Regions from separate parts of the Homo sapiens genome. Here region 2 is linked to region 1. A link is an interaction called in ENCODE POLR2A ChIA-PET data of the cell type or tissue named here. Cell type or tissue: CD4-positive, alpha-beta T cell. All regions are shown on one strand.

Region 1 (8,000 bases):
TTTGAGAGCAAAAGTCATATCTTCCCACCCAATATTCTGTTGAGAGAGGCAGAAAGAATTCTCCCTCTTCAGGTTCAGTTACTTGAAGAGATGAGCATGATGTTTGTGCTGAGGCTACAGCTTTTGTTCTGTAATTAAAGCAACACAGCAGCAAAAGAACATAGCTGTTTGGGGTGGGGTGGAAGGTGAAAGGTACGGGGATGTTTCAATCTGATAAACTGCTAAAGCAAAGTTTAATCATTTTATCTCAACTGGGAACTGTTTTTCTGTGCAGGCATAAACTTGTTTTCCCATCAGACTTTGCTCCTAACAAGCTATCAAATACCTGAGGAAAAACCCAAACCCATACTCTATGTCAGATTCTTATGGTGAAATATAATCAGACTACTCCATACAAGAATCGGAGCCATGGCATTTGTTCCAGGGTAATTAGAGGATCCCAGGCTTACTGCAGGGTCGTTCAGAGCTTTCTGTCCGCAGGTGCACTTCGTCTCCCTTCCTCTCCTTTTCCTAGGGGAGTTGGCATCTGGGCAGGAGCTTGACTGGGTTGCTCTTCTCTCCCTTGACACAAGCGCAGTCGCATTTCACCAAATGGAGTCACCTTACCAGTGTCCTGCTTCTTGTCTGGGCCTGAACTTGAAACCTGAGGGCAATGGGAAAAATACAAAACAAAAACCAGACATCTGTTAGAGGAAATGGAGAACGTAAAATCTATGGCCTAAAGACTGCAATATATTTTTGAGAAATTTTGAAATTGATTAGTTTGGGGGTTGGGGATTGATCCTGCTAACCTGGGATGTACTCAAGCCTTTGGCTATAGTGTGGTCGACATACACGCAGCACGAATGCATTGAGAATGAATGCTGAATGCCTTCTGAGCCCTTAGAGATTACTCATGGATTCTCTTTCCAAGATACTAAATCCCATTTTGCAGCTACTGAAATAATAACCTTAGTCATATTTTTTTGATCTCATCTTTAGACAAGGCCACAGTCAGGACAGACTCAGATACCAACCCAGTTAATGAGTATGCAGATTTCTTAGAAAAGGGGTTGAGATCATTGTGGTCTTTGCATCCAAGATCCTTTTAGGCCAAGCATGACTTGAATATTGACCTCTTTGTTCCTTCCCTATCTGTTCATTACAGAGGATGTGAAACCATATCAAGTTAATGGAGTCAACCCAGCCTATCCAGAATCCCGCTATACCTCGGATTACTTCATTAGTAAGTTCATTTCTACCCCTCTTCTCTCATGATAATAGCAAACTAGGAAAAGACCCCTATCTCAGTGAATCTCAGGCTCCTTCATGGTAATTCTATCAAAAATAATATCTTCTTAGATGTAGACTCTTCTTTGTTACTTTATTTTATTATTTTCCACAAAGCACAAAGTTTCAACCTATATATATGTTTCATTAACCTACCAAGTTCCTACACACTAGGATCCTTCTCTGATGTCTTCACCTGAAAGTCATGCAGAGAGACTGCAACTAGACCCCTAAACTTTTGTTCCTATTTGATACTGTGCACTACGATGGCCAAAAGAGGGTTGGGTTAGGGATTTGATCTTGGTCTTTGTTCTTTCCTTTTTACTAGTGGAGATAACAGCATTTCCTCCAAAATCCTTCTTTAAGAGTGTGCTATGCAGCTTCAAATTCTATTATAGGAAATACAGTCTTCTCCTTTTTCGTGTAAGATACCCAACCATACTGAAGAGATGGCCTGAGGGAAACAATGAATGTAGGCCTGTTGCACTAATGTAAGCTCTGAGATATAGGACCATCTTATCTGATGGCTGTGCTTTTACAGGGAATATGAAACAGGTTTTATTTTTTTCGTTTTATCTTTTTACGTTATTACAATTTTTATTCCAGTGACACAATGATATTAACTACTCTGTGTCAAGAGCTTATTGTGTGGGGAATGTTGGTGGGCATTTGACCTCTATCCTCATTTCATCTTCATCACAGTGCTCCGGGAAAAATCGCAATCACCCCCATTTTAGAGATGAGGATATGAAGTCAGGAAATCAATTACCTTGTCAAGGGCTAAAGCTGTTTAGTAGTGGACAAGGTTAAAAATGCAAGCTTTTCTGATTTAAAGTATTTTCCCTTATTCTCTAAGGAGCTTGTCCCACATCATAGGGCCCTGTAGATGGTGAAAACTGCTTATTTTAGGTACAAATCTCTCCTCTCTTTACTTGCAAACCCTTTGTTTCCAGGCTATGGTATTGAGCATGCCCAGTGTGTTCCACCATCGGAGTTCTCAGAGCCCAGCTTCATCACAGAGTCCTATCAGACGCTCCATCCCATCAGCTCGGAAGAGCTCCTCTCCCTCAAGTATGAGAATGACTACCCCTCGGTCATTCTCCGAGACCCTCTCCAGACAGACACCTTGCAGAATGACTACTTTGCTATCAAACAAGAAGTCGTCACCCCAGACAACATGTGCATGGGGAGGACCAGTCGTGGTAGGTCATATTTCTTCTCTAAAAGCTCTTGGGTTTACAAGAATTACCTGACTTTGTGAGTTTTTTTCAGGTTCCATTTTTTTTTTCTTATTTATTAGACCTGTAGATTCCTCAGTTTCAGCCTTCCCATCTTAGAGTGTCCAGATACTAAGAACTTTCCATCGTGGTGTTTTAGCCAAGTCCATTATTATGACAAAGGCCATGGGGTCCACAGTGAAATCAAAATCAGGCAATCTAAGAAATTAAATATCTTACTTGGGCAAAATGTTTTACTCAATAACTCTAGTTGAATTTGGTCATTTTGAAAGGTATGCTCTATTTTCCTTGAGGAGGACATAATCAAGTAAAAATGGTTCAAGTGGCCACCCTGGAAAACCCTTAAGCTTAGCATGTGTCCTGGTGCTCCTCCCAGAGGACTCCTGGGTCTGACTGTAGATCCTAGCTGGGTACCTGGAATGACCTCTGCTGGCCAGCCTGGGATCTTTAGCCTCCTGTGACTTTTTCGGTTTGGGAAGATACAAGATGGTTAACCAACGGTTTATTTGGAACCAGTCATCAGCAGTGTGGTGAAGTGTGTATTTAGCTAGAGGACCAGGGACGGAGGTGGCCAGGGGTTTCCAAAAGAAGGTAGTTTTGTTAACGTGACTATTATAATAGTGATAAAATATTCACTGTCAGGGAAGAAAGTGTTTAAAAATAGAGCTGGGTGACATAAAGCAAAAAAGGTAAAATGCACCCAATTTTTAGGAACAGGACATAAACACTCAGAGGTACAGCCTACCTAGTAAAGTGTCCAGATTGTTTTGTTTCTGAGAAAAATGCAATCTATTGTAAGAAAGGGTTTGTCTATTTAGCAAGAGCTAGATGATTTCTAAAAAGGTGAAAAACCTGACTTTTCTGGTGGGTAAATGGGAAAGAATTATAAATGGGAAGAGGAACAGGAGAAAGCTGATCAAGCGGGGCTTGGGTCAGATGTCAGGCTGGGGCTGGCCTATTAGTGATTTCTGCTCAATGACTGACCATATGCGGTGCCTATTGTGAGGCTCTTGGAGGAGAGCCCAATGGTACCTTTACTTTGAAGAATCATGGGTCATGCCCATTGTCGTCTTCTTCGAGTATTCAGACTCACACTTCCTCCTAGCAGGCCTAGGGATCACCAACAAGCCCTGCAGAGGGAAAGTCCCTGCAAAATCAGAACCCCTAATCTTCCTTCTTAAGGCCCCAGGGTGTTAGTGTTTCAGACCGAAGGGGATGGGTGGGACCAGTCGGCCTTCCCCTTTCTGGCTCTTTTTTATTTTTGGGTGCATGTCTATTTAAATACATACACACAAGTGTGTGTACATGTGTTTCTTTTTTATCAGGCGAGTCAAAGCATTAAAACGACTTTCTTCCTTGTGGGACTTTCTGTACATCTACACAGTGAGGCCAAGCCTGTGGGTTTGGGCTCAGCCATGTTGTAACTTTGGGTCGATCTCCTGTCACATTGTTTTGAAATTGCATCTGGCTTTGCATTTGTGTAATTGTCTCTTTCCCTCTCCTTTTCTTCATTCTTGGTTTTGGTCCCTACCACCCCTCCAACCCCAAACTAATGACTGTGGACCAAAAGTGACCCTTACAAGGAGACATGAGGTATTTCTTTCTGGCTCCACTCTTCTTCCCTCCCTCCAAGTTCAGGCCACAGAAACTTGAGGGGAAGACCATTTTGTGCAGGGCTGTTTTCTGCATGTTAGAAGTGCTGCAAACAGGGCCTATGCAAAGGGCCAATTGATTCTGAGATGCTGTGATTGGTCTAGACCGAAAGCATTACTGTTAGCTGATTGTTATTTATACTAACCATAGTACAGTATTCACGGGCTGCATTACAGCGTACAGAGTGCTTCTATGCCCCACTTATTTGGGCCCTAAGGACTGTCTTTGTACGAGTCTACTCAGTGGGTGGCTGGGTGCTGCCGCATCTTCTGTTTTGAGTGCTCTGAGGTCTGTTTGGTGGACTCAGATAGCTTTGGAAGGAGCTCGCCGAGGCCCTTCTCAGAAAGGCTGGCTAGTGGACAGTTTAGAGAACACAGGTTTCCCTACATGAGCGCAGCAGCATAACTGAGTATCTAATCCAGTTGGATTCTACCCATTTTTGGAGAAAATACCCGTAAATGAAGGTTCCCAGCACCAGGGTTGTGAAATCGAGCTAAAATGAAAGCTGCCTACCGCTGTAAACCACAACTCTCAACAGGGTTGCATTTGCCTCATGTTTGGGGGGTTGCCAGAGACTGGTTCTGGCTTGGTTTAGTCCCCTTGCTTAGTGGGACTCCTTGGAAACTCTACTATCTTGCTTGTGAAAATTCTGATGTCCTTTTTCTCCAAGTATAAAATTGGCTGATAGAAATGGAATCATTTCAGAGAGACTTTAGCATAAATACTATCGACTTGGTGCGGTGTTGATGAAAATATAAATTCTCCTTCTTAGGCTTTTGGTATGTTTGTCTCAAAGAGAAAATAAGTGACCATGAAGATCAGTAGCTGGTATGAACAAATACCTTTTTATGAGACGCCACAGAATTTCCTGTTCTGCTAAAACAAGGCTTTGACATTCTGGTTGTAGGCTGTTTTCTTAAATCATTTAGTGTGAATTTCTTGAAAGAAAATTAAATGATCTCTAAAAAGGTGAAAAAGATGACTTTTCTGGTGGGTAAATGGGAAAGAATTTTTAAGAATTATAAAGAAATATATATTCATTTTTAGTAAGAATGAAGAGGTGCCCTTTTGCTAGTGGACTGGGTGGGCAGGGCTGATAACTCCATGAAGCTCTTCAGTTTGCTTTCCAGAGATTACCCTCCTCTGAATGGATGAGTGGAGGAAGGAATGAGATGAAACGGATGACACCACCTTTCTGTTTAAAGCAGTTCCAGAGGGGGTCAGGATGTAGAGAAAACCCACAGCAGTGGATTTTACAAAAAGTACACACTCAACCGAATACATTTTATCCGGATCTTTAAACAATGTTGGGAGCAACATATTTTCCTATATATTTAATTTAGGTTTGGGCATCTGTTCATGTTTGATGTTTATTGTTTTAACCAATCTCCGCTGTCATGGAGGGAAAAATACACTGGAGGCACACTAATATGAAGTTGTATAAGTCAGCCTTATTCTGGGATTTGAAATTTATAGATCAACCACCCCTGAACAATTAAGAGTTGACTTACGGATATTTCTCCGTAAACATTTGTCACATCCCTTTGCCTTTTGGCCTGTGCTGAATTGAGGTGACCATCTAGTCTCCTATGATTTAACTTAGGTTACTTGAAAAGTATCTGAAAGTTGCATATAAAAACCATTCCTGCGAGCCTTTTTCGCTCTTAGATTCATTTGTTTTCCTCCAAAACTATTTTTTTTTTTTTTTTGCTAGCCTCCTTTTTAGTGGCATTTTTGCCAATGGAAATTTCTCCAGGAGCTATTGTGCAATCATAGCAGCTGTTTATAACCTGGTTTGGGAAATTAATGAACTTGCATGATCTTGTGGTCAGTTAAGAATGCCTTAAGCAACTCACACAGTAAAGGATTTCTGACACTGCTGTGGACCTTAACTCTTTAATAAACCTTTTAAATATTGCCTACACTTTTCCAATGAAGTTTAAATTTCAAGTACATAATTTTACTTGGAGAGGATAAAGAATATGGTTTTCTGTTTAGAAGAGTGATAGTGTGTGTGATTTTAAAAAATCTCTTGGGAAAAGCATCTTACACCATCTTACTCTATTTGAAAAGGCATAGGGTCAGTACATGTATTTCATATTAAAATAGTATTTGGGAAAAATGCTAAAAAATAGCACTTAGTTCCAAGGTCAAAACAGGCTAATCTGCTCTTAGTCTAATGGGATTCTTTTTTCTTATGACCAAAATGTTTTCCAAACTGGGCCTTTTGAAGTCATCTCATTGGCTTGAGCTGGAGTGGGGAATTCAGCCTGACATTGCTCTGATTTCTTCATTTATTCATTGGGCCTACGACATCAGCCAGAAATCATATCATAACATGTGTGATCCTCAGCTTCTAGATTTCTGGCTTTAGAACTCTTGAGGACCCAAACGCTACTCCGACAGATGTGAGCAACGTTTGACTCTGAATCTCTGTACTTGGAGTTCTCAAACCAGGCAGCAGAGTGGCCGTGGACCCTCGGATGGTGGCCTAGTGCAGCCCCTTTCCTCAGAGTAAACCCATGACCCCTGAAGCTTCTGTTCCCACTCGCCTCTCCCTTCTTCCGTCCTTCCTGCAGATCTGATTAGCAATCTGTCCTCCATAAGAGGGTTTTTACAGTTTTTTTTTTTTCCCACTCCCTCCTCCCCCTGTCCTCTTCCTACCTCCTCCTTTACCTCCAGGTAAACTCGGGGGCCAGGACTCTTTTGAAAGCATAGAGAGCTACGATAGTTGTGATCGCCTCACCCAGTCCTGGAGCAGCCAGTCATCTTTCAACAGCCTGCAGCGTGTTCCCTCCTATGACAGCTTCGACTCAGAGGACTATCCGGCTGCCCTGCCCAACCACAAGCCCAAGGGCACCTTCAAGGACTATGTGCGGGACCGTGCTGACCTCAATAAGGACAAGCCTGTCATTCCTGCTGCTGCCCTAGCTGGCTACACAGGTAGGCGCCCTCCCGCTGCTTAGGCCAACTCCATCTGCACGTTTCTGTGGGTGGGGTCCTGGAAGGCACTCTGCACCTCTGACCAGAGACGACGAGAGACTCCCTTTTGCAGGGCACGGGGGAGAAGTCTCTCTAAGAATTCTTTAGTCTCTCTCCAGCCACTCTGCTTGTGAATAGCCATTGATTTTTGGAAGCAAATAGTATCATTCTCTTCAAAGGGATCATTTCCAAGAATGGTAGGAAACTTACATTTTGGGTGTTTTTCCATGTCTGGGGGAAGGGAACTATAATGATCTGGTGTTCCTGGAAACTCTATCTAGTGGCCTGGCATCAGGGGATTTTTCCTGGTCTGCTCTTGGGAGGTCTTTCTAAATACAAAATCAGCAGCAGCATCTCTCAAAGGCACAACTGAATGGCCTCCGCACTGGACTCTTCTGCAGCACGGTTCTCCTTAGGCCAGCTGTTCAAATGTGGGAACAGTATCCTCAGTGGCACTACGCCCTGTCCAGATCCATCCTGGCCTATAGAGAATGCCCCTTCTCTTACTCGGCTTTATTATCAGTTTTCTTCCAGGAGCGAAAGCTATAGTTATGATAGTGATGGGTGAAGAAAGGCCATAGAGAAAGGAAGATGTAGGTTGAGAGCTTGAACTTTGATTGAGACTCTGGTAGTAGAGCAAAACAATGCTTTCTTCAAATGGGTTGTAGCATATCATGCTACTTAACCAGAAAAACATGTGGAGAGTATATCTGAGAAATAGCCAAGGAGCATTAATGTGTTAATCATCAGATCTCTCTGTAAGATTGTAGTGTTTTCTAAAAATTAGAAAGTGTGTTGTGAGTAGAGCTTATTTTAAAGTAGCTTTGATTACTCAGATGTGGTCTAGGCCTTTATTCT
Region 2 (8,000 bases), 180 kb after region 1:
TGAGATGGAGTCTCACTCTGTCGCCCAAGCTGGAGTGTAGTGGTTTGAACTTGGCTCACTGCAACCTCCGCCTCCTGAGTTCGAGCAATTCTCCTGCCTCAGCGTCCCAAGTAGCTAGGACTGCAGGTGCACACCACCATGCCCAGCTAATTTTTTTTGTATTTTAGTAGAAACCAGGTTTCACCGTGTTGCCCAGGCTGGTCACGAACTCCTGAGTTCAGGCAGTCCAGCCGCCTCGGCCTCCCAAAGTGCTGGGATTACAGGCATGAGCCACCGCACCCAGCCTACATGCTTACTTATATGTTTGGCCTTTGTATCGTAAGGGTTTTGATGGCAGGGACTGTATCTGGTCCTCTATCATATCCTAAGTCACAGAAATAAGATGAAATAAATCCCCAAATCTGAAATACCTGGTAATGCTAATTCCTAGTCTATGTTATTATCTACTTTATCTGTGATTCTTTTCAGATTAATGGATAAGCCACACAATCATTAGAATGTAAACATCTTGAGGGCAGGGACCATAAGATCATCTTTCCTTAAAGAAAGGTCAGTTACATCACAGGCTCTTAGACTGGGAGGGAAAACGCTGCTTTGCCAAATAGTGTGTTCCTGCTCATTGGAGGTATTTACCTCCAAAGGTAATGAAGAGGCTCTGGGTACCTGTATGGATGTTGTACAGAGTACTTATGCACAGAGGGTAGGTGTTAATACTAAGTTATTTCTAAATTCCTTACAATATTATAATTCTGTGTCCTTAGTCATTCAAGCCATACCCTCTGAGAAGGTCTATCCGACCAGGCATTTGGCTGGAAATGATACAAAAAACATGCAAAATCTGATCTAATCTTCCCTGTGCTTTTCTCTCCAGACTTTGTCTTTCAATTCTCCCTCATCTATTTGTGTCTGGTCAAGCTGGAAACTCACAGTTCCCCTCAGGTACCCTGATATCTCTTACCTTTAGGCTGGTTAATTGCCAAGAATGCAAATCCTTGGTCTTTCTTTGCAGGTTTTCCTGTTCTGTTTCTTTCAGGATTCAACACATACATCATGGCCTTCCATGAAGCTTTTCCTGACTCTGTGAGACTATACTGGATATCTCTGCCATAAGTTCCCATAGTACCCTGAGTTCAGGGCAACTGCATTTTCATTTACTGTTCATTTTTATCTGTCCAGTAGACTGTAAGTTCCTTGGGGAAAGGACCACATCTGGTCTCTCTATATCCCCAGTAATCATCATAATGCCTAGTATATAGTAGATGCTCAAAAGTGTTTGTTAATCTCATGCTTAAATAACTGAAATTTAGTTAATGAATAATAGAGTGTCAAAATGCATTAACTTAGTATTCAATTTAAGCCCAGTTGTCATAATTATATACTAGTAACATTGGAACTGTTCAAAAGATTGGGGGATGGGGGGCAGAGAAAGAGAGAGAGAGAGAGAGGGAGAGAGAGAAATGAAATTCACAGTATTTGCATGCCAAGACACTATTTTCTATTTTTGTTCATGATGGCCTGATTACCCCGCCTTTAGTTTTACCTTCCACTCCACAGGCTGGAAACTTGGGGTGAAAGTGTCAGTACAAAGGCATTGCCCCTTTTCCTGTGAGTGAACCACTCACATCAGGAAGTTGTAAAAGTGTAAAGAGTATGTCCTTCCCCCACAGCACTGAATCCATGCATAGGCCATGTGGACAGCTTTCTGTATGGCATGATTTTTCCAGAGTTTTTCAGCAAGGAATAATCTTTTTCACCAGCCTCCCATTATGTATGAAACCTCTGCAACTAAAATCACTCCTTTTCACATAAAGCTGTATCTTCAGAAATTTCCTTTTTATACACAAAGCAGATACCTGGAATGGATATCACAATTAATGTTAACAAAAATGGATGATTTGACGGGATTAGTCCCCATCACGAGAGAATTGTGCCCCAAGAAATGAACCACAGAAAGGTTCTTGATGATAAATCTGATGCCAGGAAAGATTCGGGCCTGAAATGCAGGTAGACGTGGGAGGTCCCAGTGTGAAACTCTGTTGTATGAAGTAGCTCAAAGTCTCAGGTGTCCATTTGGAAAAGAAGGGGTATAGTGGATGAGAAAGATACAGCTTTTTGGTTTTGTAATGATGTGGTTCCACTCACACCCAAAATGGGCTTTCAAGGTTAGGACATATTTTTCTTGGTATGTACAAGACATCACAAGGTATCTTGGTTTCTCTGTTTTCTTGTGAAGGTGTAACGCTCTCTTTCTTCAGGGTGTGTCTCGTTGCCACAGTTTAGAAGTGTAACATTTTGACTGCACCTTTGAAAACAGAGTGAACCTTTGTGGCTCCTTATCTTCTATGATTCTGTTTAAAGAAAACAAAACATATAGACAATGTTATGCACACAAGGCCTGAATCAAGCAACAACATACTTATTTGTAGAGATTATTAGTACAGTGTGGTCACACATTTTATTTTCCACAAGCACGTGAGAAGCTCTGCTAAGCCCATTCTGTGAAATGCTTTCTGTCTTCTGCTGGGGGAGTTTCCTTTTGCTGCCTGGTGTTCGAGGGACTCTCTATGAACATTTTCCCTCTAGAGCAAAAATAATTATGGGGTGTCAAATCCTAATCATTAATAAACACTAAGATTTAAAGCTTTGGGTTTGATAGAGAGAATCTCCTTTTCCTGTGAATTTCCAGGCTTATTACCTTAGTTGTTAGCCTTGCTTAATGAAACTCAATAGTTCCTGCTGCTTGCCTATTTGGTCATTTTATACCAACCTAGAGTTGAAAGTTTGAGAAAGACATAATTTTCCAGGTGTTCACTCATGTTCTGTTTTACTTACAAGTGCAGACCCAAAACAATGGTTCTAATCAATCATTTGTTTTTCTACAGAACCTATGGGAAGATCAAGAAATGTCACTTCTGAGAAAAAAAAAATGTCTAATGCAAGGAGTGAAGAGAGCTTTTTATATCTTACACTGACCACAACACACAGTTCAGAAAACTTAAATAACCCTAACTAAAATTTGAAAGGTGCTTCAAAGCATAGAAAGTACCTTGACATGTATTTTCTCATTGGATTCTTATAAACCTATAAAACGGTGCTTACTCCATTTCAGAAATGAGAAAATGGCGACCCAGAAAATAAAGCAGCATGCACAAGACTACATGCTACACAGGGGACTGATCTGACACCAAAACTTGACTGCAGATTGTCTGCTTTCAACTCTCACCAGCAAAACAGACAAAAGTGCTTTGGACATGCAAGTGTTTATTATGTTGCATTTTGGAACTCCAGACCTAAAACCAAACATAGACAAATATAAAACAAAACAAAAAAACACTAAAGATCAAACCCATTCTCAAACCCAAACACCCAGAAAATAAAAGGAAATTATTATTATTTTTTTCTCAGGGGAAGCAAGTGGTTGATTTCATGTGGGATTAACTCTCAACTCTGATGAACCTCATGGTCTCCTGGATCTTCCCAAACCAAGGCTCTGGGACAGCAATTAATCAGATGGAAAGTCTGGGGATTTATCTCTCCACCATCACTGCTTTCTGCTGAATGCTGACTTAAAGATGTGAATCCACTCAATTATCTCACAGTTAGGAAGAAGCGAATCTATAGTTCAACGACACAGAGATGAGAGCCCAGGACAATCCCTAAGAGTCTGACTGACAATTAATTAGATAGATAGCATCTTATACTTGGGAAAGACCTTAGAGGTCTCATCCAATCTCCCTCCTGCTATAAGAATCCTTCCCTAGCAAGCCTGACAAATCACCACCTGGTGTTGGCTCCTGAGATGGGAATTTTCATTGTCTCGAGGTACCCGTTCCACTGCTGTGAGATGTGCTCTTGTTGTTAGAATGGATTGCCTTCTTGGGATCAAATTATTTCCCCTTTTAAGCCGTCAGCCCACTTTTTTGGCCTGAAAGATTATGGTTATTTGTGCATTCACATGCTATTCTTTGAATATTTGAAGTCAGCTCTCTTGACTTCCTTAAACTATCTCTTCTCTATTCAAAATATACCCAGCTTCTCCAACTTTTTCTAAATTCATTGATTTTTAAGACTTTCTACAAATAGTTCCATTTTTGTACATTTTTTTTTTGGAGAAATGTTCATAGCTGAATAGGGTCTATTTTTCCTACTTAATCTGACCCATGTACTTTCAATACCTTTACTGGTCATTAGCTCTATACCAGTAAGGCCAAATATATGGTGGTGGGTGATAGTATCAGCTCCCTCAACTCTGCAACCCACTGGAGCTTACCAAATGAGAACTGGTTTTCTTCATGCAATTTACCTCAAAAGCCACACCATCAGCAAGAGGACCAGAACTAATTGTCAAAGTGCAAGCCACAACGAACACACAATTGTCACTTAAAACCAGTTTTTGCTTCAGTAAGCTTTTTTTTTCTATCTAGTATTTTATCTCTTAAAATAAAGAGAAAAAACAGGTAAGAAACTAGTTTACCAATAACTTTGACAAATAGCCCCTGAGGTAGAGGGAGTGACATTTGGAAAGTTGGTAAAAGCCACCAGAGTCAAAGCAACCTAAACAAAAAAAAAAAAGAAAAAAAAAAAAAAACTTGTGGCTATGCTACACTCAACCAGGCCACACCTGTTTTCAGAAACCACTGAGTGTTCTGCAGATACGCAGAGATGCCAGGTCTGACAGTCTCTAAGGCAACCAGATACCGATCATTGTCACACAGTAAGAAATAGGAAGAGACACTGGTAACAAACATTAAGCCTGGTTTTCTCATCTGCTCAACAGTGTAACGGTAGGTGGAGTCAGCTCTGCCTTGAGACTCTTCACTTGTCCAGTCTCAAACTCTAAACACCTACTGGAGTGCAGGGCATCCTGCAGCTGGATAAGTAACTGAAGATCTGAAGCCCACCTCTTAAGCGTAATCCCGCAATCGAATGTGGACTTTGAAATGGGCTTTTGAGGAGAAAAGGACAAGCTGCAGTTTCCCCCGTCTTCTAATTTCCTCATCTGCGAAATAAAACAGAGTGTTTATATGTCCAGAGAGTGGTGAGCCAGTGAACTGGGATGACACAAAGAGATAACTTATCTAATTTGGTTCCCAAACGGGTGGGTTGGATTTTAGTTAATAAGTCACCATCATAGGAAAATATAAGCAGGTCCCTGCTTTCTGAGCATTTATGTCTATTGAAGATGTACAGTATCATGCTTTCCCTTTCTGAGACATTTCCAATCTGTAATATGTCAATAAGAATAAAGCAAATGGGCATTTTGTAAGAAGTTGGCAGAGGTGCAGAATGCATTTAGGAATTGGAATGAGTGCTTGTCTACTGCTTTTCAAATCATTGCATTGGGATTACTTATGCCTGTGTTTTTCTTGCTCCCTAGACTGAGCTCCTTGACATCAGGGGCTCATTTTTGTTTATTGGTGTCGTTCCCACTCTTCCTGGTGTCATGTTTTGCACCTGTGGATAGTCAAGTAATAGTTGAATAGTTGTTCAGTTGAATCATTCTGTTGCTTTTAGGAGGTGCAGTTTGAAGACACTGCAGCTAGACTGAAATCACATAGCCCAGGAAATGGGAAAACATACCGTGAAGATGGGCTAATTAATGATTTATTGTACCTTGAAAAAATTTAAAAAAGTATAAATATTAATGAAAGTATTGGTTTTTAAAGCTTAATGATGATCAGCAGCAGAAGATAAAACTTAAATGATACAACTGGCCAGATGGCAACCATCTTTATTAAAAGGCCTGGTCAGAATAAGAATCATTACATAGAATTGAATATGGGACAGAATGTTGAGAATCAATTATAGTAGTAAATATAACCAGCTTTATAGCAACACCAAGAATTACAGTGAAGTGCAAGTACTGCGAAATAAAATTTAAAATATTGATTTTCAAGGATTTATTTTACATTTTATAGTCAAAATTTAATGCAAAACAAAAAAGAGCCTGAAAATCATACAGTCTTACAACCAAGAAAAAACTGTCTTGGTATGCTTTGTATGAATCTTTTGAGTTTGTCCTTCTCTACACGTATCACAACACATATCACACAAATATACACACATGTATTTTTGTTTTTATAAACTGGGCTAACATATTGTTGCTTTGCAAGTTGCTATTTCACTCAACAGTGCAGTATGGCCATGTTTCTATGTTATTTAACTATTCTCTATTTTTCACAGCTATATATTATTTTATTGTATTTATTTATATACATATTATGTATTAATGGACATTTAGGTTGACTCCAAGGTTTTTGTGTGCTGTTTTCTCACGTATGCTTGTTGTTAAGGCTTTTCATAATGTCTTTGGGGAAAGTTCATGGCAATTTTTTTCTGCTAGCAGTATACAGATGGGACTTTTATCTCCTTTTAATTTCAAAGGAAATGTGGCTACAGATGAAAAATGACATGACACACACCTTCCTAATAGTTTAAGAACACTTGCTCTTAAAAAAAATAAGAAAAATGTAGGGGAAGTGATCTACTCCTCAGAGCTGTCTATATTGATTAGATCTCCAAAGTTGACTAACACTACAACATTTTTTTTAAAAAACATACGATTTAGAATCAGGTTAGAATAATATTATCCTAGGATATATTTTACCTCATCAAGAGTTACATGAACTTTATCACTTAAGAGAAAGTAAGTTATCAAAAGTATGTATTTTTATTTTTTTAAAAAGAGACCACAGAAAAGCTGGGTGAAAACATCAAAATTGTGACTTCTTCTTTATAAGTGGACCCTCTAACTGGCATTTTACCTGCTGTTATCTTTCTCCAAATGCTTCCTAGAAGCATTTTGCTCAAGTTCCATACCTGGGAGGCTTCCAGCTACCATCACAAAATTGTTCTTTTCCTTCATTCCTATGAAAGCAAGAGGATGGTTCAGTGGGTACAAACACAAAATTAGTGAGGGCAAAGCTGCCTCATTTGGGTTATTTAGTTTTGAATACAAGAAAATAAAACACTTCTCCAAAGACCAAGATCATCTGTCTCTCATCCCCAACTAATCAACAGGGAAGAAAAGATGAGGCTTGGATGGTTCAAGACAACTTGTCAACACAACTAGAAAAATTACTTAGCATAGAAGCCTAACTTGCATTGGGTCAGTAGTGTCATCTTGATAGGCAAAACACAGCTGATTTCTCCACTCAACAGTTTTCCCATAGATCTTTCCACTAAAATCTTTTGAAATATGATAACCACACCATAAACTTATGGCTGGCAACCCTATTGGGACAGAAACTAAGTGCAATTCTTACTTTAAAATGTCTCCATTGGTAAAGGAAAACATTCTTGTTCTTATTCAATGAATGTTTCATTTCCTTAATTGGTGATATTAAGGTTGAAGTGAAATAACTCCAAACTCTTGTCCTTTTTTCATTCTTGGGTCCCTGAAAAGTGGTGGTGCTTATAGGTTAAGATCTGACTGTCCAGGCCTGAGTGCTGGTTCTTCTGATAACTAGCTTTGGCAAGTCTTTCACCTCTCTCTGTGCTTCAGTTTCCTCATTTGTCAAAGGTGGATAATGATGGCACTTACTACCAAAAACTGTTGTGAGGGTTAAATCGGTGAATCCATTTAAGGGGTTAGAATAGGGCCTGCCATGCACTCCCTGCACACTAAATGGTAGCTGCTATTGTCACAGTTACTCCTCATCACCGATCAGTGTTTGGACAGAGGGCCTGGTTCTGGCTTTGTGAAGAATTGTCAGGACAGATTTGGTGCTGTCTCACTACAGCACATGTGAGTGTGAGTCTAAGGAGATTTACTGAAAGCTGTAATTCTAAACCCTGAAGGGCCCTGAGGCCTTAGCAAAGACTGTGGGAAATTTGTAGAGGACACCAGAGAGTCATTGCTTTCACTTACACGATTATTGCTTCACCGGTCTTTTCCCACCCATCAGTGCAAAACAAATCCACAGCATAATAAGAAACATGCATGGAGGTTGGGTCAAGAAGGCAGAGAAGAGCAGAAATCAGCCACAGACCGGTCCTGC

What was found. ChIA-PET counts read pairs that join two places held together with the same protein. Peaks named below come from ENCODE experiments on the same cell type or tissue, not always from the same donor. Only the 100,000 strongest peaks of a DNase experiment are listed, where the experiment ranks them.
Region 2: POLR2A ChIA-PET joins it to region 1 with 13 read pairs; 13 of 35 experiments call an interaction of 5 or more read pairs at or near these places.

The regions. Positions count from the first base shown.
Region 1 is chr11:128,479,294-128,487,293 of GRCh38, reverse strand. ETS1 (ETS proto-oncogene 1, transcription factor) reads left to right here. Exons shown (of 10, transcript NM_001143820.2): 6 at 1,148-1,225; 7 at 2,223-2,471; 8 at 6,843-7,103. Among named protein-coding and RNA genes, the nearest start is that of MIR6090, 39 kb to the left of the region's middle. RefSeq lists enhancers at 3,747-3,816, 4,187-4,236, 4,417-4,496. In CD4-positive, alpha-beta T cell, no CTCF peak of the experiment used is centred here; DNase peaks (open chromatin) are centred at 3,663, 4,363, 4,713 and 6,945; H3K4me3 peaks cover 4,146 bases; H3K27ac peaks cover 8,000 bases.
Region 2 is chr11:128,299,358-128,307,357 of GRCh38, reverse strand. It overlaps LOC124902787 (a long non-coding RNA gene), which reads left to right. Exons shown (of 2, transcript XR_007062946.1): 2 at 2,883-5,031. Among named protein-coding and RNA genes, the nearest start is that of LINC02098, 95 kb to the right of the region's middle. RefSeq lists a silencer at 4,630-4,719. In CD4-positive, alpha-beta T cell, CTCF peaks have their summits at 4,613 and 4,814; DNase peaks (open chromatin) are centred at 1,549, 2,267, 4,687 and 6,387; H3K4me3 peaks cover 2,063 bases; H3K27ac peaks cover 7,768 bases.